Linked DNA regions of Homo sapiens: region 1 is linked to region 2. Evidence: read pairs that join two places in POLR2A ChIA-PET (ENCODE). Cell type or tissue: GM12878. All regions are shown on one strand. Links, peaks and the distances in the headings refer to the core of each region. The heading gives the core; the rest is flanking DNA.

Region 1 (12,232 bases), core at 2,311-10,310, 300 kb after region 2:
GGTGTAGGCCTATAATCCTAGCTACTTGGAAGGCTGAAGCAGGAGGATCACTTGAGATTGTGAGTCCAGTATTTCAAAGGCACTCCACTGCACTCTAGCCTGGGCGACAGGGTAAGTCCCTATCTGTAAAAGAAAAGCTATGAAAACCTATGCCATTATTTACTGAAGATCATCAGAGAGAACAAATCATTTCACACAGGTTAATTTTCCAGATAATTTAAAACTCATTCTTTTAAGCATTAAAATTCACTTTTTTTTTTTTTTTGAGACAGAGTCTCGCTCTGACACTCAGGCTGGAGTGCAGTGGCATGATCTTGGCTCACTGCAGCCTCCGCCTCCCGGGTTCAAGCGATTCTCCTGCCTCAGCCTCCTGAGTAGCTGGGATTACAGGCGCCCGCCACCATGCCAGCTAAGTTTTGTATTTTTGTAGAGAGAGGGTTTGACCGTGTTGGCCAGGCTGGCCTTGAACTCCTGACCTCAAGTGATCCACCCACCTTGGCCTCCCAAAGTGCTGGGATTACATGCTTGAGCCACTGCTCCCAGCCTAAAATTCACTTTTAAATCTAGTTGAATGACACTATTTATGTAATGGATTGTTAACTTCTGCTAATTCATTTATTTATAATTTTGGCAGCAATTCTTTGAGGATTAATTGGTTTGTACTGAACAACTGTCTTAGGGTAGGCCAAGCCATTTAGTTACTTATTGGGTCCATTTGCAACTAATCCTGGAGATTTTGCCAAGAAAAAAAAAATTACTTAAAAATTTTCATGGCATATTTAAGACAAATATATGAGACTACTCTTTTGATAAACAGTACCTTTATCGTGGTATCATGTTTTCTTCATGATTCAGGATCATCATCATTCACTTTTTTCTGCTGAGAGGCAACAATACGTTCATGGGCGTTGATATGGATTATTTGTCTGATTTTTTTCAGCCTTTTTTCTCCCAGGTTGTCACATGTGATTTTTTTTTTTCTGTTACCAATCATATCTCTGGAACCCTGTGTTCTTTCTAAATTATGATTTCTACTGTATTAACACCGTAGAAACCAGATAACTCAGTTTCTTAGAATTGCTTGTAGTCAAAGTATAAATAGACCCCAAATAAAGATTTGAATGGTTTTCATTTTTATAAATTATAAAAGCTTTGAATCCAGAGATTTTGAGCTGTTTATTTTGGATAATGACAGGAGCCTATGTTATTTATTTATTTATTTATTTATTTATTTATTTATTTATGACAGAATCTCAGTCTGTCGCCCAGGCTGGAGTGCAACGGCGCGATCTTGGCACACTGCAACCTCTGCCTCCTGGGTTCAAGCAATTCTCCTGGCTCAGCCTCCTGAGTAGCGTGGATTACAGGTGCACACCACCACGCCCAGCTAATTTTTGTATTTTTAGTAGAGATGGGGTTTTACCATGTTGGCCAGGCTGGTCTTGAACTCCTGACCTGAAGTGATCCGCCTGTCTTAGCCTCCCAAAGTGCTGGGATTACAGGCATGAGCCACCGTGCCCAGCCAGAGCCTATGTTATTGAAAGCCATCCAACAAGTGATGTGTCACAAAAACTTGGTTATTTATGTTAATGATACACAGAGAGATTCCATGAAAAACCACAGGTAAATCCAAAACTTCTTTCTAGTCATTTCTTTTTCCTTTCTTGTTTTTTGGAGATGGGGTCTCACTTTGTCACCCAGGCTGGAGTGCAGTGGCACAAACATGGCTCCCTGCAGCTTCGACTTCCTAGGCTCAAGCAATCCTCCAGCCTCAGCCTCCCGAGTAGCTGGGTTTTGCCATGTTGCCCGGGCTGGTCTTGAACTCCTGGGCTCAGATGATCTGCCCGCCTTGGCCTCCCAAAGTGCTGGGATTACAAGTGTGAACCTTCTAGTCATTTCTTAAAAATGTAAGGGTACTTAAGGAAAAAACAGATTCTGTTTATTCAGTCTAACACAGCCTTACTAAGGAGGATGGTGTTGTGCTGCATGGGTGCAGTAGATCTTCCCAGAGAATTGTGGGGATATTCCTACTCCAGAAGTGTTTAGGATATACTTGGGGGAAGAGCATTTCCTAAGCTTTTCACTGTGATATGAAGCAAGAAATAAAAATAATAATAACATTTGTTGAGTAAGGCTTACTTTGTGCACTGAGCAACCACACTATTCTGGGATCTCAGGGTGAATTAACTCATGTAATTCTTTTTTTTTTTTTTTTTCTTGAGATGGAGTCTCGCTCTGTTGCCCAGGCTGGAGTGCCGTGACGTGATCTCGGCTCACTGCAAGCTCTGCCTCCCGGGTTCACGCCATTCTCCTGCCTTAGCCTCCCGAGTAGCTGGGACTACAGGTGCCCGCCACCACGCCTGGCTAATTTTTTTTGTATTTTTAGTAGAGATGGGGTTTCACCATGTTAGCCAGGATGGTCTCGATCTCCTGACCTTGTGATCCGCCCGCTTTGGCCTCCCAAAGTGCTGGGATTACAGGCGTGAGCCACCGCGCCCGGCCTGTGTAATTCTTACAATAACTTTATTTATTTATTTATTTATTTATTTATTTATTTATTTATTTATTTATTGGAGAAGGAGTCTGACTCTGTCACCCAGGCTGGAGTGCAGTGGGGCGATCTCAGTTCACTGCAACTTCCGCCTCCCGGGTTCAAGCGATTCTGCTTCCGCCTCCTGAGTAGCTGGGATTACAGGTGCATGCCACCAGGCCCGGCTAATTTTTGTATTTTTAGTAGAGAGATTTCACCATGTTGGCCAGGCTGATCTCAAACTCCTGACCTTAGGTGATCCGTCTGCCTCGGCCTCCCAAAGTGCTGGGATTATAGGCGGGAGCCACCGTGGCTGGCCCTTATAATAACTTTCTGCGGCAGGTATTATAATACTATAATGGCTAGTGCCATTTCACAGATGTGAAAGTTGGAGCACGGAGAGGTGAGGTAATTTTGCCTAACAGTGTTAGTCACACAGTAGTAAGGAATGCAACCAGGCTTCCCCCTCAGGCAGTCTGGCCCCCAGAGCCTGTGCTCTTACTCACTGTACCTTTCTGTCTTTTGCGATAGGGCAACAAACAAAAAACAGACCTTGGGCAGTCTATCCCTAGGCCTGTTCTGGATTATTTGTATCTCTAGGGATGGCAAAGAGTATATAAAGTCAGATAAATAGAATGCATCTTCTGGGAGCATTATTTATTTTTTAGACCCTAGTTGCATGGAAATGGATTAATCATAATCACTGGCCTATGACACACTCTCATTGTGGGCTCATGAATGGCTTAATTAATATACATATATATATATATATATATATATATATATATATATATATTTTTTTTTTTTTTTTTTTTTTTAAGATACAGAGTCTCACTTTGTCACCCAGGCTAGAGTGCCATGGTGTGATCATAGTTCACTGCAGCCTTGAACTCAAGTGATCCTCCTGCCTTGGCCTCCAGAGTAGCTAGGACTACAGGGGTGCATCTCTAGACCTAATTTTAAAAAAATTTTTGTAGAAATGGGGTCTTGCTATTTTGCCCAGGCTGATCTTGAACACCTGGCTCAAATGATCCTCCCACCTTGGCCTCCCAAAGTGCTGGGATTATAGGCGTGAGCCACTCTGCTCAGCCTCAATTAATTTTTTTTTTTTTTTGAGACAAAGTTTCGCTTTTGTTGCCCAGGCTGGAGTGCAATGGTGCGATCTTGGCTCACTGTAATCTCCACCTCTTGGGTTCAAGCGATTCTCCTGCCTCCGCCTCCCGAGTAGCTGGGATTAGCCCAGCTAATTTTGTAGTTTTAGTAGAGATGGGGTTTCTCCATGTTGGTCAGTCTGGTCTTGAACTCCCGACCTCAGGTGATCTGCCCACTTCGGCCTCCCAAAGTGCTGGGATTACAGGCATCAGCCACTGTGCCTGGCCAGCCTCAATTGCTTTTTTAATATAGTAAGTTCCCGTAAACGCATCACCAGTCCTAAAGCTAGAATTTACATGTACCTAGACCAAAGATAGTCACAATCTGGAATTTTCCTTTCACTCTTCCTTTGCTCTCATTTTAATATTGCTTTGTACCTCTGTATTTCTAAAAAGTATGCTTTTATTATCATGTTTGACTTTATAAAAAGGATATCATGCTCTATAATCTGGTGAGACTTATATCCCCTTATATCACGTTGATAAAATTAATTCATATTGTTGCAGGTGCTGATGCTGTATACAAACACTCACTTTGACTCTTTGTAATATTCTTTCCTGTGAATATACCACACTTTATTCATTCATGCTGTTGATGGGCATTTGGGTTTTTTCCGGGTTTTTTGCTATTGTATACAGACTTCTAGAAACAGTCTTATGCAGATCTCCTGTTGATCATGTGTAAAGGGCTTCTTTCATTCACAGACATGCACATATACATATATCTAGAAGCAGAATTGCTGGTTTATAGGGCAGGTGATTGTTAGACTTCATAAAATAATGCCAAACTGTTTTCCAAAGCAGTCGTACCAATTTCCACTCCTAAATTAGCCAGGTATGGCGGTACACACCTGTAGTCCCAGCTACTGGGCAGGCTGAGGTGGGAGGATCGCTTGAGCCCAAGAGGTGGAGGTTGCAGTGAGCTGAGATTGCGCCACTGCATTCCAGCCTGGGTGACAGAGTGAGGCGGTATTAAAAAATTTTATTTTTAATTAGAGGGGTATGGTGGCACATTTCCTGTAATCCCAGCTACTTGGGAGGCTGAGGCATGAGAACTGCTTGAACCCAGGAGGCGGAGGTTGCAGTGAGTTGACATCATGCTACTGCACTTCAGCCTGGCAACAGAGTGAGACTCTGGCTCAAAAAATAAAAAAATTAAAAATTTTTTTTCCACTTCCACCAGCTGTATATGAGAAATCCTGTAAAACAACTTCCAGTCAAGCTTTAATTTTTTTTTTTTTTTTTTTTTTTTTTTTGTGAGACGGAGTCTCACTCTGTCGCCCAGGCTGGAGTGTAGTGGCGCAATCTTGCCTCACTGCCTCCCAGTTTCAAGTGATTCTTGTGCCTCAGCCTCCTGAGTAGCTGGGGTTATAGGCACACCACCACGCCCAGCTAATTTTTGTATTTTTATTTTTATTTTTTATTTTTCTTTATTTTTCTTTTTTTTTGAGACGAAGTCTTGTTCTTTCACCTAGGCTGGAGTGCAGTGGCACGATCTCAGCTCACTGCAACCTCCACCTCCTGGGTTCACGCAATTCTCCTGCCTCAGCCTCCCGAGTAGCTGGGATTACAGGTGCACACCACCACGCCCGGCTAATCTTTTGTGTATTTTTAGTAGAAACGGGGTTTCACTATGTTGGCCAGACTGGTTTCGAACTCCTGACCTCATGATCCGCTCGCCTCGGCCTTAATTTTTGTATTTTTAGTAGAGACAGGGTTTTGCCATGTTGGCTAGGCTGGTTTTGAACTTCTGGCCTCAACTGATCCACCTGCCTCATCCTTCCAAAATGCTGGGATTACAAGTGTGAGCCACTGCGCCCGGCCAGGCTTTAAAATTTTTGATGGTCAAATGAATGTAAAATAACATCTTAATTTACATATGCCTGATCCCTAATGAAGTTGGGTCTCTGTCTATGTTTATTGGCTTTAGTGTACTTTTTTTTTTTTTTTTTTTTGAGTTGGAGTCTCTTTCGTCTAGGCTGGAGTGCAGTGGCACAGTCTCCGCTCACTGTGGCCTCCGCCTCCTGGATTCAAGCAATTATCCTGCCTCAGCCTCCTGAGGAGTTGGGATTACAGGTCTGCACCACCACACTTGGCTAATTTTTGTATTTTTAGTAGAGACAGGGTTTCACCATGTTGGTCAGGCTGGTCTTGAACCCCTGACCTCAGGTGATCCACCTGCCTTGGCCTCCCAAAGTGCTGGGATTACAGGCATGAGCTGCCACACCCGGCCGGCCTTAGTGTACTTCTGTGAAGTGCTGCTGTTCTGTGAAATACCCACCTTTTCCATATTATTTTCCTGTTAAACAGATTGCTCTATACACATTGCAACTTAACGGATTTAAAGATCCCACCTGAGACTGACAAAATTTTGGGCTTGCATCAGGTTCCCCGATAATCCTCGTTCTTGTGTGGTAGTGGAAGTTGAAAAGTTTTTGAGCCTATTCAGAGTTGTCTGGATTAAATTAGGAGAAGTTGAAGCTAGTTTAAGGGAGGCGTATGACAGTTTTTCTGGTTTGGGGCCTGTAGGGTGTTGAAAGACTAGAAGGGATGACATGACTCATAGGAAATCTCCTCGCCGCCTCCGCTTCCCTCACTGGGCCAGGTCTCCACGAGCTTTCTAGATTAGTCACAGACTCCTGTTTTCTTCAGGTGCCTGATTGGTGTGTGACGAGTGTAGTAGGTCAGTTGTTAGAGGTACTGGTGGTGTCCAGCTCACCACTGGCATAGGAAAGAAAAAAAAGAGGATTTATTACTTTACAGAATCATGGAGGGTTACGCTGCCAAACCACAGAGAGACCAGAGAAGCAGCAGGAGCCAGGAGTCCAAACCACAGCAGGATTCTGTGTAAGCCTTTGTGCATTGCGTTTGCTGTTGGCTTCATTCTTCCAGCTGCATGCCAGTTGATTATCTTCATCTGAGGATTGCATTGGACAATTTAGATCACACAAAACACAAAATGAACAAACCCCTCAAGTGTTGAAAGCGATTTTTGTTTTGATAATCCGCAATGAGGGAAATCTAGTTTTTACAATAGTTAAAGAGAATCGTCCTTCAGAACCTTCTGTTCTGCCTCAATGGGCAGGCAGTGTTAAGAATTGAACATTTTATGTGGCTTCTTGGCTGCCTGTTGAGAACAGGGTTTGTTTGTGCTCAGTCCCTGTGCCAGACTGGGATGGGCAGAGGGAGGGTTGTATGCCTGTCTCAGGGATGTACTCTCTTGCAATCCAGACTTGTGAAATGGCAGCACGTTTATTACCAACCCTAATCCTATGCTTCCTGATCCTACCTGCCTCCCACCCCAGCACCCACCTTTTCAGCCCTCCTGGAGCTCCTCTGTGTCTTTTGGAGTGTGTCCATGTTTGTGCACCTCTTAGAATTTTTCTCACAGAAGAGTTGTGGGGAGGGAGGATCCTGGAGGCAGAGGCCACATACTCCATATATTGCCCACAGTTGAATGCTGCCCTCTTTATTTTGCCCCCTTCCCCCTAATCTAGGCAATAGACTTAAGTTCCTCTGACCCATATCCAAAGAGAATAGCTGATATGAAAATGTGTTTCAGGTTGGGCACGGTGGCTTACACCTGTAATCCCAGCACTTTAGGAGGCCAAGGCAGGGGGATCACCTGAGGTGGGGAGTTTGAGACCAGCCTGACTAACATGCAGAAACCCCATATCTACTAAAAATACAAAATTAGCCAGGCGTGGTGGCGCATGCCTGTAATCCCAGCTACTTAGGAGGCTGAGGCAAGAGAATCGCTTGAACCCAGGAGGCAGAGGTTGCGATGAGCCGAGATCGCACCATTGCAATCCATCCTGGGCTACAAGAGCGAAACTCCGTCTCAAAAAGAAAATGTGTTTCACGCTTTCTCCTTTCAGCCAATGAAAGCCAGATGACAAAGAGAAGGATATCATACATGGATTTTATATTTTCCCTTATTTTTATCAGAACACCCCTTATTAAAATAATTGTAGAACATATAACCATATGGGTTTGGCTAATCAGTACCCTTTGTTAGAGAGGCAGGGTAATATGTTTTCTTTTTCTTTTTTTGAAACGGTGTCTTGCCCCATTGTTCAGGCTGGAGTGCAGTGGTGTGATCTCTGCTCACTGTAACCTCTGCCTCCTGGGTTCAAGTGATCCTCCCACCTCAGCCTCTTGAGTAGCTGGGATTACAAGCATGTGCCATGACGCCCAGCTAATTTTCATGTTTTTAGTAGAGACGGGGTTTCACCATGTTGGCCAGGCTGGTCTTGAACTCCTGACCTCAAGTGATCCCCACATCTTGGCCTCCCAAAGTGCTGGGAATACAGGAGTGAGTCACTGCGTCCAGCCAGAGCCAGGGTAATTTGTACCAATTGATCTCCCTGTATGGTATCATAATTGTCAGTATTACATATGGTATATTTTATTGTTGTCAGGGAAGTAGTGTATGGAACGGGAAAAATGTAGACTTACTAATTTTCTGATCTTGGAAAAGTTACTTCTGAACAGCTGAAACTGTTACAACTATTTTTCAACAGTATAATGGTACTAATAATCTCTATCTCACAAGAGTTTTTGTGATATTTAAGAGAAACTTATCGGCCAGGTGTGGTGGCTCATGCCTGTAATCCCAGCACTTTGGGAGGCCGAGATGGGCAGATCACCTGAGGTCAGGAGTTCGAGACCAGCTTGGGCAATATGGCGAAACCTCATCTCTACTAAAAATATGAAAATAAGCCAGGCATGGAGGTGCACGCCTGTAGTCCCAGCTACTTGGGAGGCTGAGGCAGGAGAATCGCTTGAACCCAGGAGGCAGAGGTTGCAGTGAGATGAGATAGCGCCACTGCACTCCAGCCTGGGGGACAGAGCAAGACTGTCTCAAAAAAAAAAAAAAAAAAAAAGAGGGCCGGGCAAAGTGGCTCACGCCTGTAATCCCAGCACTTTGGGAGGCCGAGATGGGCAGATCACCTGAGGTCAGGAGTTCAAGACCAGCCTGGCCAACATGGTGAAACCCCATCTCTACGAAAAATACAAAAATTAGCTGGGCGTGGTGGCGGGCGCCTGTAATCCCAGCTACTCGGGAGGCTGAGTCAGGAGAATCGCTTGAACCCAGGAGGTGGAGGTTGCAGTGAGCCGAGAGTACGCCGTTGTACTCCAGCCTGGGTGACAAAAGCAAAACTCCATCTCAAAAGAAAAGAAACGAAAAGAAACATCATATATAAGTACTTAGTATGGCACCCACACACATTTATTTTTATTAAGCCACTTCACTTTTGTTGAGGTAAGAAAGGTTTTATGAATCCCTAATAAATGCAAGTAGTGTACTTGCAGTGTAACAGTGGTTATGAGCTCAGCCTCTGGAGCCACACTGCTTGGGTTGGTCTCCAGGTTCTGCCATTTGCTAGTTGTGTGATATTGGGCAAGTTACTTAACATCTCTGTGCCTCCATTTCTGTTATCTGTAAATAGCAGTAATAATGGTACCCATCTCAGGATTGTTGGGAGGATTAAATCAATTAGCGCTTGGTATATAGTATACACTCAATAAGTGTTAGATGTCATAATTATTATTACCATTACTATTACTAGATATTGTGAGACTATGTGTGTATAAGGTGGGGGTGGGTGGGTGGCAAAAAATCCATAACACGATGTCTGCATTTAGAATCTAGTAAAGCAAGTGGAACATATAAAACACTACAGGCAGAATATAGAAAATGGAAAAAGAGGATTGCAACCAAAATGTCATAGGAATTTAGAGGTCATCATTCTGGTAGTGGGTGCCTTTCTTACTATCTTTATTCCCACAATTAATTTACTTTTTTATTTTTATTTTGAGACAAACTCTCACTCTGTCGCCCAGGCTGGAGTGCAGTGGTGCCATCCCAGCTCACTGCTACCTCTGCCTCCCAGGTTCAACTGATTCTCCTGCGTCAGCCTCCCGAGTAGCTGGGATTACAGGTCTGTGCAACCATGCCCAGCTAATTTTTTTTTTTTTTTTTTTAGTAGAGACAGGGCTTCTCCATGTTGGCCAGGCTGGTTTCGAACTCCTGACCTCAAGTGATCCACCTGCCTCGGCCTCCCAAAGTGCTGGGATTACAGGCATGAGCTGCTGCTCCTGGCCTTATTTCAGTTTTTTAGCATGGCAGAATGTAAAGAACACAGGCTTTGGAATCATATTTGGATTTTAATCTAGTGCTGCTATTTATTTGGCACATAAACTTGGTTAAAAGACTTAAATGCTGCCAGAATGATACATATATAGTGTTGTATGAACATGCAGTATGTTAATATACGTAAGAGCTCATCAGTGGCTAGCACTTCCCTGTCTTTTATTATGTAGGGGATGGGACAGTACTAATGTGTCCCCTGTGTTCTTCACTAAGTCACATGGGACATAATGCATAAGAATAAATCACTGGATTTATACTTTCAATTTTTGTTGGTTTCCATGGAACTAGTTCAGCAGTTTCTGGCTTGATGGCCTGGTTTTATTTTCTCCCTGGCAAACGATGAAAGTGTTTCAATCCAAGGTAGCTCCCAATCAGCTTTGCCTGCAGTTTTTTAATAGACTCTTTATTTGATGTGATTATTTTGTTACTAAGGAAATTCGCTGAGATGAATGTAAATAGTTATAACATTATGATTCAAGTGTTGTTTTAAAGTATCACATGCATTGTTGACTTTGTATATTCGTTTTCTATTGCTGTCATAACAAATTACCACCAATTTAGTGGTTTAAAACAACACCAATTTAATATCTTACTGTTCTGTAGGTCAGAAAGCCAACATTCATCTTCCCGGGCTAAAAATCAAAGTGTTGCAGGTGTTGCATTCTTTTCTGGAGGTTTTAGGGGAGAATCAATTCCTGGCCTTTTCCACCTTCTGGAAGCTGCCTGCCTTCCTTGGCTTGTGACTTCAAAGCTAGCAACGTTGCATCTCTCTGAGCCTTCTGTAGTTATAGCTCCTTCTGACTACAGCTGGGAAACGTTTTTGCTTTTAAAGTCTCATGTGATTAGATTGGGGCTACCTGGTTAATCCACATCTACAGAAGTCCCTTTTGCCTTGTAAGGTAACCTATTCACAGGTTCAGGGGTGAGGGAGAGAGTGTGGACACTTTTGGAGGACCAGTATTCTTCCACCTACATTTAGTGGTAGAACCCAGAAATGATGCCCCCCACCAGACAAAAAAAAAGCTTTAGAGCACAAAGAAATAAGAACACCTAGATGTTGGTGAAAATGTAAGCAATAGTTCTACAGCTTTCTAGAGCTCATGAACAGCAGGGAAACAAAAAAGAAAAAGAAAAAATGTAAGTGATAATTCATAAAATGTCAAGGAAACCTTTACTCAACTTTCACCCACAATCTTTTACACATACTCAGTGTTTGAAATAATAAACCAATAATTGCTACTGACTGTTTAGGTTATACCACAGATTAGAAAAATACTGATTCCTTTGGATGAGCTGCATGTTCAGGCTCCATTCATGCTGGAGAATTTACAATGCTGTCCGCTTTGCTGGGATGACAATTCCTATAGCCCTTCTCTTGACCCAGACAACTTGTCTTTATTCTTCAAGTCAAGACCTTATGAATAAGGCTTTCCATGAATCCCAGATTTGGTTAGATCTCATCCTACCTTGTACATCTCTTTGTTCACCCTCACCACATTTGGAATTGTTGCTTTACTATTCTTCTTCACTGCTGTATTGTGAATTCCATGAGGACAGGGGCTCCGTTTCTCTGCTCCCATAGCTTGACACAGTGTTAGGATCTAAAAAAAACATGCTGAATTGAATTGGGTACCATTAAGGAGATGGTAATAAGAGTCATTGTGTTTGGGAGGCTGAGGCAGGCAGATCGCTTGAGTCCAGGAGTTCCAGACCAGTGTGGGGAACATGGTGAAACCCTGTCTCTACTAAAAATAAAAAAATTAGCTGGGCATGGTGGTGTACACCTGTAGTCCCAGTTACTTGGGGGCTGAGGTGGGAAAATCACTTGAGCCCAGGAGGCTGCAATGAACCCTGATTATGCCACTGCGCTCCAGTTTGGGCGACAGAAACCTGACCCTGTCTCAAAAAAAGGAAAAAAAAAAAGTCACTGTGGGCTATTGAAGCTGCCTTCCAGGTTCGGACTATTTCCACTAAGCAGGGAAGGGAAATTCGCACACATTCCAGTCTCTAGGTAAAAATCTTGAAGTGGTGTGCTACTGCAAAGTCCTCTCTTGAAAAAAGACACAGGTATAACCTCTGATTTGATTGTTTTGAGATAGATGACCTCCCGCAGACAAGGCTGCAGTTTACCAGGTGTACTGTGTTCAGCCTGTAGGTGTAGTTACCTTCAAATACCTTAAGTGGCTGTTTGCTCTTGCTCCACGCTTTTCTGTTTTTGCATGTGAGTGTGCGTGTTAATGATTTAAGGCATTGATTGTTGGCCTCTTTAACTAGCACCCGTTTGATTTTCTGCGTAACTCTCTCTCATTTTCTACAGGACTTGATATTGGTAGCTTTTATCTTATTGGCTATGGGATGATATTATGATGGTTTACAGTTGTCAGGTATTACAGG
Region 2 (9,121 bases), core at 828-8,827:
CATGTGATCCTCCCACCTCAGCCTCCCAAGTAGCTGGGACTACAGGTGGGAGCCACCACAGCCAGCTAATTTTGTTTGTTTGAAATGGTCTTGCACAGTCTCCCAATAGAGTGCAATGCTACAAACCTAGCTCACTGCAGCCTCGGACTCCTGGGCTCAATTGATCCTCCTGCCTTGGATTCCCTAGTAGCTGGGACTACAGGCGTGTGCTGCTATACCCAGCTAATTTTTAATTTTTTTGTGTGGAGGCCAAGTCTCACTTCGTTGCCCAGGCTGGTCTCAAACTCCTGGGCTCAAGCAATCCTCCCACCTCGGCCTCCCAAAGTGTTGGGATTACAGGTGTGAGCCACTGCACCCAGCCACAAAATTTAAATCTTCTACACCTCCATGTCCCCTTTTCTTCCTCAACTCCCTTCTATGATCACAGACCCCACTCTCCTGACCCCAGAGGCAGCTGTCTGACCTACACTAGATAAGCTCTAGTATTCTGTCACCTAGAGCACAGTAATCATTCCTGGAATAGAATTGTAACCTAAAGCAAGTTAATGAGTCTTCATTGTGGATTTATTCTGCTGGAACTGGTGAGAAAGTCTCTCCTTTTTGAGAACCCTATATATGTGACCCTAGAGGTAGAGGCAGCAACTTTAGAAAGGCTGAGAGAATAAAGCACAAAAGCCTGCAGGTGTGAGAAGCCAAGAGAGCATGTCTTAGTAGTAGTGAACACCCAGTTCCAATCCCTGAAGTTCCCAGAGCTGAATGGTTGCTACTGTTCATCCTTCAGTTCTTGGAGGCACTCCCGGTAACCTTCTAGTAAATCCCTTTTCAATTTAAAATACCGTATTGACTGTCACAGGAAAAAGTTCTAATAAATTTCTCAAATTTAAAGTAATACTCAGGGATCTTATAAATGGATTGAAATCTGACATTAAGTTGGGTAGATTTATATTCTCTCTGAACTGGCAACTCTTCACTTTTTATTAACCATAAGCAGTTGAAATGAACCAAGATAATGTCCTAATTTAAAACTTAAGCATAAAACATTCAGCAACATGAAAAGTCTATTCATCCTTTTTGGAACATTATCTCTACCTTTTACTGTAACTGTGACAGGAATAACTTCATTTCCAAATTTCCCAGCTTCCCATGCTGCTTTACTTCTGGTATAAGAATTAATAGCATAAGCGTCCTGTTCATTTCGTGCAATATTCAGCTTCTTTGCTGTATTCTCAGCACAGCTGCCCTGATAAAAAGTTGAAATATTTTAAAGTTAACTTTGCATAATTTAGAAAATATCTATTAACTTTGCCTAACTTATAGTGTTTAATAGTTAACGTTTCTTAAAATATATTTCTTAGGCCGGAGGTGGTGGCTCATGCCTGTAATCCCAGCACTTTGGGGGGCCAAGGCAGGCAGATCATGAGGTCAGGAGATCAAGACCATCCTGGCCAACATGGTGAAACCCCGTCTCTACTAAAAATTAGCCGGGCATGGGGGCACGTGCCTGTAGTCCCAGCTACTCGGGAGCCTGAGGCAGGAGAATTGCTTGAGCCCAGGAGGCGGAGGCTGCAGTGAGCTAAGACTGTGCCACTGCACTCCAGCCTGGGCAACAGAGCAAGACACCATTTCAAAAAAATAATAATAACATATATATATACACACACACATATATATTTCTTTCTATACCAGGTCACTTTTCACTCATGTCTTTTTTTGAGACGGAGTTTGACTCTTGTCACCCAGGCTGGAGTGCAGTGGTGCAATCTTGGCTCAATGCAACCTCCACCTCCCGGGTTCAAGCAATTCTCCTGCCTCAGCCTCCTGAGTAGCTGGGATTACAGACACCACCACCACGCCTGGCTAATTTTTTTGTATTTTTAATAGAGACAGGGTCTCACCACATTGGCCAAGCCGGTCTCAAACTCCTGACCCCAGGTGATCCACCTGCCTCGGCCTCCCAAAGTGCTGGGATTACAGGCCAGAGCCACCGCACCCAGCCACTCATGTCTTATCTTCACATACTTGAATTAGCCAAGCAGTTGCCAGCTAAGCGTCAGAAATTACCCTATTTAAATGTGGGAAAATTTCTTTAATGACTGAGCCATGCCGATGCAATAGGCATACAAAAATATTCTCCAAAAGTACACGGCTAAAATCAACATTTATAGAGCCCATCTTTCAGTTCAGTTTGTAAAGTACATAGAGTAAGAAAAATCAAACAGTATTGGACATTAGATAGCATTTATCCACTAAAAATCACATTTACCATATGAATTTTATTGTAGACATCAGTTAGCCCGTCTTTTACAATCAAATCTTCAAGCTTTACCCCACCATATGGTGTTGATCCTCTGTTCATTACATATGGAACATTGGACATGCTCTCCATCCCACCTGCCACCATCACATCCTGCGCAGAAACACCAGAAAAACCCAATGTTAATACAAATATTTTGCAAACCCATGACACCCTTTATACAGCTACCACCAAACAAGTATTCTACATGCATTTATTAAACATTTGTTACACAGTGAATACAGGAAGTACCCTCTTTACCACTTCACCCTGATGAAAAGAAATGGTGTTAAATAATATAATGAGAAATAAGTTGGCTGGGTGCAGTGGCTCACACCTGTAATCCCAGCACTTTAGAAGGCTGAGGCAGGTGGATCACTTGAGGTCAGGAGTTCTGGATCCGCCTGGCCAACATGGTGAAACCCCGTCTCTACTAAAAATACAAAAATTAGCTGGGTGTGGTGGTGGGCACTTCTAATCCCAGCTACTCGGGAGGCCAAGGCAGGAGGATTGCTTGAACCTGGGAGGCAGAGGTTGCTGTGAGCTGAGATTGTGCCACTGCACTCCAGCCTGGGGGGCAGAGCAAGACTCCTCAAAAGAAAAAAAAAAAAAGTAGAGGCGGAGATTGCAGTGAGCTGAGATCGTGCCACTGCACTCCAGCCTGGGTGACAGCAAGGCTCTGTCTCAAAAGTTCACAACCAGACATTAATAAGAATACCAGAAATCTGGCTGGGCACGGTGGCTCACCCCTGTAATCCCAGCACTCTGGGAGGCCAAAGCGGGCTGATCACGAGGTCAGGAAATCGAGACCATCCTGGCTAACAGTGAAACCCCATCTCTACTAAAAATACAAAAATTAGCCGGGTTTGGTGGCACACGCCTGTAGTCCCAGCTACTCGGGAGGCTGAGGCAAGAGAATGGCGTGAACCTGGGAGGCAGAGCTTGCAGTGAGCCAAGATCGCACCACTGCACTTCAGCCTGGGTGACAAAGCAAGACTCTGTCTTTAAAAAAAAAATACCAGAAATCTTTCATGTAAAACCATCTTCTGAAATTCTTAAATTTTCTTTTAGACAGGTCTCGCTGTTGCCCAGGCTGGAGTGCAGTGGCACGATCTCAGCTCACTGCAATCTCTGCCTTTTGGGCTCAAGTGATCCTCCCACCTCAGCCTCCCAAGTAGCTGGGACTACAGGCATGCACCATCACACCCAGCTAATTTTTGTATAATATTTTTAGTAGAGATGGGGTTTCACTATATCACCCAGGCCGGTCTCAAACTCCCAGACTCAAGCGATCCGCCCACCTCAGCCTCCCAAAGTGCTCGGATTACAGGTGTGAGCCACCATGACTGGCCTGAAATTCTTAACTTCTAACCCTTCATTTCATTCATGCTGCTAAAAATTTAATGTGCTCTAGAAGATTAGAAGTAATCTCAGTTCATGAAAATAATCATACTTCCTTGACTGAGATCCTCATCATCTCTTCCTGGACAGCTGAGATAATTTTCCACTTGATCTTCTGACATGCAGCCTTTCCACCAAAGCATCATCAACACTCATCTGACTCATTTTGGCTAGAATGTAAGTCTGATCATTTCGCACCTTAGATAACTCAGCATAATATATAAAGCCTTTACAGTATCCCTTCTCTCCCCTTTTTCAGTCTCACAGCCTAACCTATACCTCAGGTCACATGGAACTAGTTAAAGCTCTCCAGAGACACCATGCACATTTCACACACATACCTCTGCACTTTCCCCATCCACCAACATGTAAAACACCTACATTTCTCTTAAAACTAATCAGAACACTACTTCATGTCTGCCTTGACCATTTATTTCTATCCTTTCTTGAAACAGTTTCTCCTCCTTTGTGTTCCCCAATTACTATGCAATGCTTTTAATATTATTATATGTTTACATGTCAAGTCTTCCCACTAGACTATGCTCCTTTGAGGCCAGACACCCTGTCATATTTTTACATCCTTGGCAACTGGCATATATAAGTTTAATAAATATTAATCAACTTGTTACTACTTTACAAGTCAACAAAAAAAAATCACTTGCATTATAAGGGCTAGTTAAAAACAGTTTAATATAAAACATTAATGTAAACATAAAGCCAATAATATCTTCTTACAGTCTTTAATCAGGCATACAGACAAGCAAGCTCTATACCAAAGAAACATAAATATTTTGCCTATTCCGAAATAGAGAAATTCTTAATCAGTTCTCATCTAAGTTTTATTCACTTGTACTTTTTACTGGGGGTGATGGCAATAATAAGTGACAGAAAATAAGGTATCAATTCTTCATTATAAAGTAAAACTGACTGTTTTCTAAGGTCATAAATATTCAAAACAAAGCACTTCCAAGAATGCCTATAAGTCACTGTATATATCCACAAATGAATAAAATAATATTAAATGAAAGTATTTCAATATAGTACAAATGGCATTTGCTAGAGAACCACAATACTTCAATTAAGACAAAACTTTCCATGACAAACAGTTCTGAAACTAAATCTGGTGACCGTTTTTCACCTACCAGTTTGACAAGGGTTTGGTACCACCCAGTGGTGGTGCAGATCCAGACAAGTCACACAATTTTTGGAAAGTCTAACTGGTACAACTTTTATGGAAAGCATTTGCAAATACCAAAATGTTCAAATCCTGACTCAGCATTTCTTTTAGGCATTTTTCCAACAGAGACCTGCACATGTACAGATTTTTTTAAATGTTTTGTTCACCACTCTATTTCCAATGACTGTCACATGGCAGATGCTCAGCCCTGTAACTCTGTGGCTGTCTCAGACACACTGAAAAAAATCTTCATCTGAAAAATGAAGGGCTCAGATCTGAGAGAATCTTGATTCTTCTGTGTGTCCAGGTCTCACCTCCTGACATGACAGCATATTTTTGCTAAGGAGCCTGTCTCTTGCTTGATCTCAAGTAAAGACAAGATATAGATCAGCAAGGCTAATTAGAAAGCCTGTAGAACTTAACTTAATGACTACAAATTAGTCATCAAGCCTGGGCTCAAGCAATGATTTGATTCCCAGGGTTAAGCACCGTGTTCTCCTTTATAATGAAAACCTGTCTTATTCTGGCAAATACAGTATTTATGAATTTTTAGTCACCCAGCCTCAGAGAAAGACCCAAATGCCTTGACTAAAAACAATTTTTTTTTTTTGAGAGTCTTGCTCTATCTCCCAGGTTGGAGTGCAGTGGTACAATCTCAGCTCACTGCAATCTCTGCCTCCCAGATGCAAGTGACTCTTGTGCCTCAGCTTCCCGAGTAGCTGGAATTACAGGCACCTGCCACCACGCCCAGCTAATTTTTGTATTTTTAGTAGAGACGGGGTTTCACCATGTGATCTGCCCCCAGCCTCAGCCTCCCAAAGTGCTGGGATTATAGGAGTGAGCCACTGTGCCTGGGCCTAAAAACAACTTTGTAACACAAGACACTTAGGCTTTTTTTTTTTTCAAAGAGCAGAGTCTCGCTTGCTATGTTGCCTACGCTGGTCTCAAACTCCTGGGATCCTCCTGCCTCGACCTTCCAAAGTGCTTACAGACATGATACCCAGCCTACGCTATCATTTTGACCATACTTCAAATGGACTTAGCAAATCCAGACACTCTTGAGCATGTGAGAAAACATACTAACTTATGAGAAAGAATCTCATTTCTAAAATATGAATATGCCTAGATTTTTGTGTCTTTTAGCCCTAGGTATTACTCTGATTAATAAATGGGAAGGACGGTGTTTCTTACCTGATGTCCACACATAAGACTTTGAGAGGCCATCATGATGGCTTTCATTCCTGAAGCACAAACTTTGTTTATGGTGGTACATGGAGTAGAAATAGGTAAGCCTAAAACCAATATAAGTCACTTTTGAAAAACCGATACTCAAACACAACTGCAGAACTTAATAGAGCATGTTACTATAAACTACAACATTTCTTCTGCCAATATAACTACAAATTATATCATGCATTTAATATTTCATTTAAGCTTAAATAACCTTCATTTTGCCATTTTATACTTTTTTTTTTTTTTTTTTTTTTTTGAGACGGAGTCTCACTCTGTCCCCCAAGCTGGCGTGCAGTGGCGCGATCTGGGCTCACTGCAAGCTCCACCTCCTGGGTTCACGCCATTCTCCTGCCTCAGCCTCCGGAGTAGCTGGGACTACAGGTGCTGGCCACCACGCCCAACTAATTTTTTGTATTTTTAGTAGAGACAGGGTTTCGCTGTGTTAGCCAGGATGGTCTCAATCTCCTGACCTCGTGATCCACCCGCCTCGGCCTCCCAAAGTGCTAGGATTACAGGCGTGAGCTACCATGCCCAGCCTTTTTTTTTTTTTTTTTTTTTTCTTTCAGACAGAATCTCACTCTGTCGCCCAGGTTGGAGTGCAATGGTGCAATCTTGGCTCACTGCAACCTCCGCCTCCTGGGTTCAAGCGATGCTCCTGCCTCAGCCTCCCAAGTAGCTGGGATTAGTGCACCACCACACCTGGCTAATTTTTGTATTTTTAGTAGAGACGGGGTTTCACCATGTTGGCCAGGATGGTCTCCATCTCTTGACCTCGTGATCCGCCTGCCTCGGCCTCCCAAAGTGCTGGGATTACAGGCATGAGCCACCGCACCCGGCCCCTTTTACACATTTTAAGTATAAAAGCAAAAAAGTCTTCCAGGTACCTGCACCCAATACTGCCTGCCTTGTAGGAGCTTGTCCTTCACCTCCTTGTAGAACATTACCCATGTATGCTTCTTTCACTTCTTCTTTTGGAATCCCTTTATTAAAAAAAAAAAAAGTCAAAAAGGCATTTAATTCAATTTAATAATCAGTGATTACCTAATAAGGTAGGTGACATTACACAATAGGAATGGTTTCTTTTTTTTGTCAGTTTTGAGTTTCAATCTAAACTGTATAGTACAAAGACTTCTTTACAAGGGAAAGCAGAAATGTAGGCATTAAGTTATTTCTAAGTGTTACATACATAGTTAATGCAAAATAAATATCTTTTCCATGGAATCTTTTTGCTCCCTTAACACAAAAAGCCAAGTAACTACTGACCTGCCTTTTCAATGGCTCCCTGAATTGCAATGGAACCAAGCTTAGTGGCTGGCAGCAAGGAAAGGCTGCCTAAAAAAGATCCAATGGGTGTTCTTGTAGCACTTACTATGACCACTTCCTGGCAAGACACAAGATGGTAAAAATTATAGGTATTTTACCCAAATCGTATTTCATTAAATAAACATAAATATATTATCAAAAAAACACTTCTATGAATGAGTCATCAAAAATTAATCTCAATAGTTGAACAGCTGTCAAGATAATCAGTTCAATGCTAGTGCTTTATGATTTAAGACCTTATAGAAACCAACTCTAAAACAGATGTAGATCCTTCCCAGTTCTCTACAGGAGGTTTGAGGACAGAAGCTTAAGTTTCCTTTCTATTCCTCAGTCAAAATTCAAGAAATGATCACTGTACCTTGTTTTTTTGTTTGTTTTTGTATTTTTGTTTTTGAGACAGGGTCTTGCTCAGCTGCCCAGGCTGGAATGCAGTGGCACAATCATAGCTCATTGCAGCTCAAACTCCTCAGCTCAAGCAATCCTTCTGCCTCAGCCTACCAAAGTGCTAGGATTAAGGGTATGAGCCACCACACTCAGCCACTTTACTCTTGTTAACTGCATAATAAACAACTCTAAGAGGGTCCCTTACTGAAAGGAACTCTGGCTAGGAATCAAGACCTGTATCCTAGGTGGGGCAATACCACTTAACTAGGACAGAGCCAGGGCCAGAATTTCTTTTTTTATATGTAATTTGAGATGGAGTCTCACTGTGTCACCCAGGCTGGAGTGCAGTGGTATGATCTTGGCTGACTGCAACCTCTGCCTCCCGGGTTCAAGTGATTCTCCTGCCTCAGCCTCCTGAGTAGTTGGGATTACAGGCATCTGCAACCACACCCGGCTAATTTTTGTATTTTTAATAGAGATGGGGTTTTGCCATGTTGGCCAGGCTGGTCTTGAACTCCTAACCTCAGGTGATCCACGCACTTTGGCCTCCCAAAGTGCTGGGATCACAGGCATGAACCACTGTGCCCAGCCAGAGCCATAATTTCTTTTTTCTTTTTTTTTTTTTTTTTTTTTTTTTTTTGAGATGGAGTTTTGCTCTGTTGCCCAGGCTAGAGTGCAGGCACGTGATCTCAACTCACTGCAAGCTCCGCCTCCCGGATTCACGCCATTCTCCTGCCTCAGCCTCCCGAGTAGCTGGGACTACAGGTGCCTGCCACCATGCCCACCTAATTTTTTGTATTTTTAGTGGAGATGGGGTTTCACCGTGTTAGCCAGGATGGTCTCGATCTCCTGACCTCGTGATCCACCTGCCTCGGCCTCCCAAAGTGCTGGGATTACAGGTGTGAGCCACCGCACCCGGCCCAGAGCCATAATTTCTTAAACAGTAAGACAATAATATGAACTTTAAGCAAAAGAAGATAAAAGCTCTCTTGAATACTATAAAACAGCACTGTGACAGTTCTCTCCTTACACTTGTCTTCCACAATCTCCTATTAAGTTTAGAGATAAATAACAGAATGGTTGCTTAGATTTTGATAGAAGATCTTAACTAAGTCACTTTAGTGACCCTTACAAAACAGAGACTCTTCAGAAGGTCCTAGGAGATGCTGTAATGGCCCTCCTTGTCTAATTCCCAACTGGTCCACTCCCTCTCTTCTAGGATCTTCTATACAGTCTCTGCTTGTACCACACACAATACAATGCGAGTCCCTGTGAGTAAAAGAAGAACACTGCCCAGTTCTAGAGGGAAT

Evidence for each region. Peaks named below come from ENCODE experiments on the same cell type or tissue, not always from the same donor. Only the 100,000 strongest peaks of a DNase experiment are listed, where the experiment ranks them.
Region 1: POLR2A ChIA-PET joins it to region 2 with 10 read pairs; 3 of 35 experiments call an interaction of 5 or more read pairs at or near these places.

Annotation. Positions count from the first base shown.
Region 1 is chr11:107,834,963-107,847,194 of GRCh38, reverse strand. The region is part of intron 1 of SLC35F2 (solute carrier family 35 member F2); the gene reads left to right. Among named protein-coding and RNA genes, the nearest start is that of SLC35F2, 18 kb to the left of the region's middle. RefSeq lists a silencer at 5,209-5,268 and enhancers at 6,470-6,519, 5,815-7,014. In GM12878, for the core only: no CTCF peak of the experiment used is centred there; a DNase peak (open chromatin) is centred at 6,274; H3K4me3 peaks cover 2,128 bases; H3K27ac peaks cover 4,389 bases.
Region 2 is chr11:108,132,184-108,141,304 of GRCh38, reverse strand. ACAT1 (acetyl-CoA acetyltransferase 1) reads right to left here. Exons shown (of 12, transcript NM_000019.4): 3 at 7,368-7,485; 4 at 6,989-7,084; 5 at 6,063-6,163; 6 at 2,264-2,407; 7 at 1,090-1,240. Among named protein-coding and RNA genes, the nearest start is that of ACAT1, 15 kb to the right of the region's middle. RefSeq lists a silencer at 3,746-3,946. In GM12878, for the core only: a CTCF peak has its summit at 4,857 (motif pointing left); a DNase peak (open chromatin) is centred at 4,875.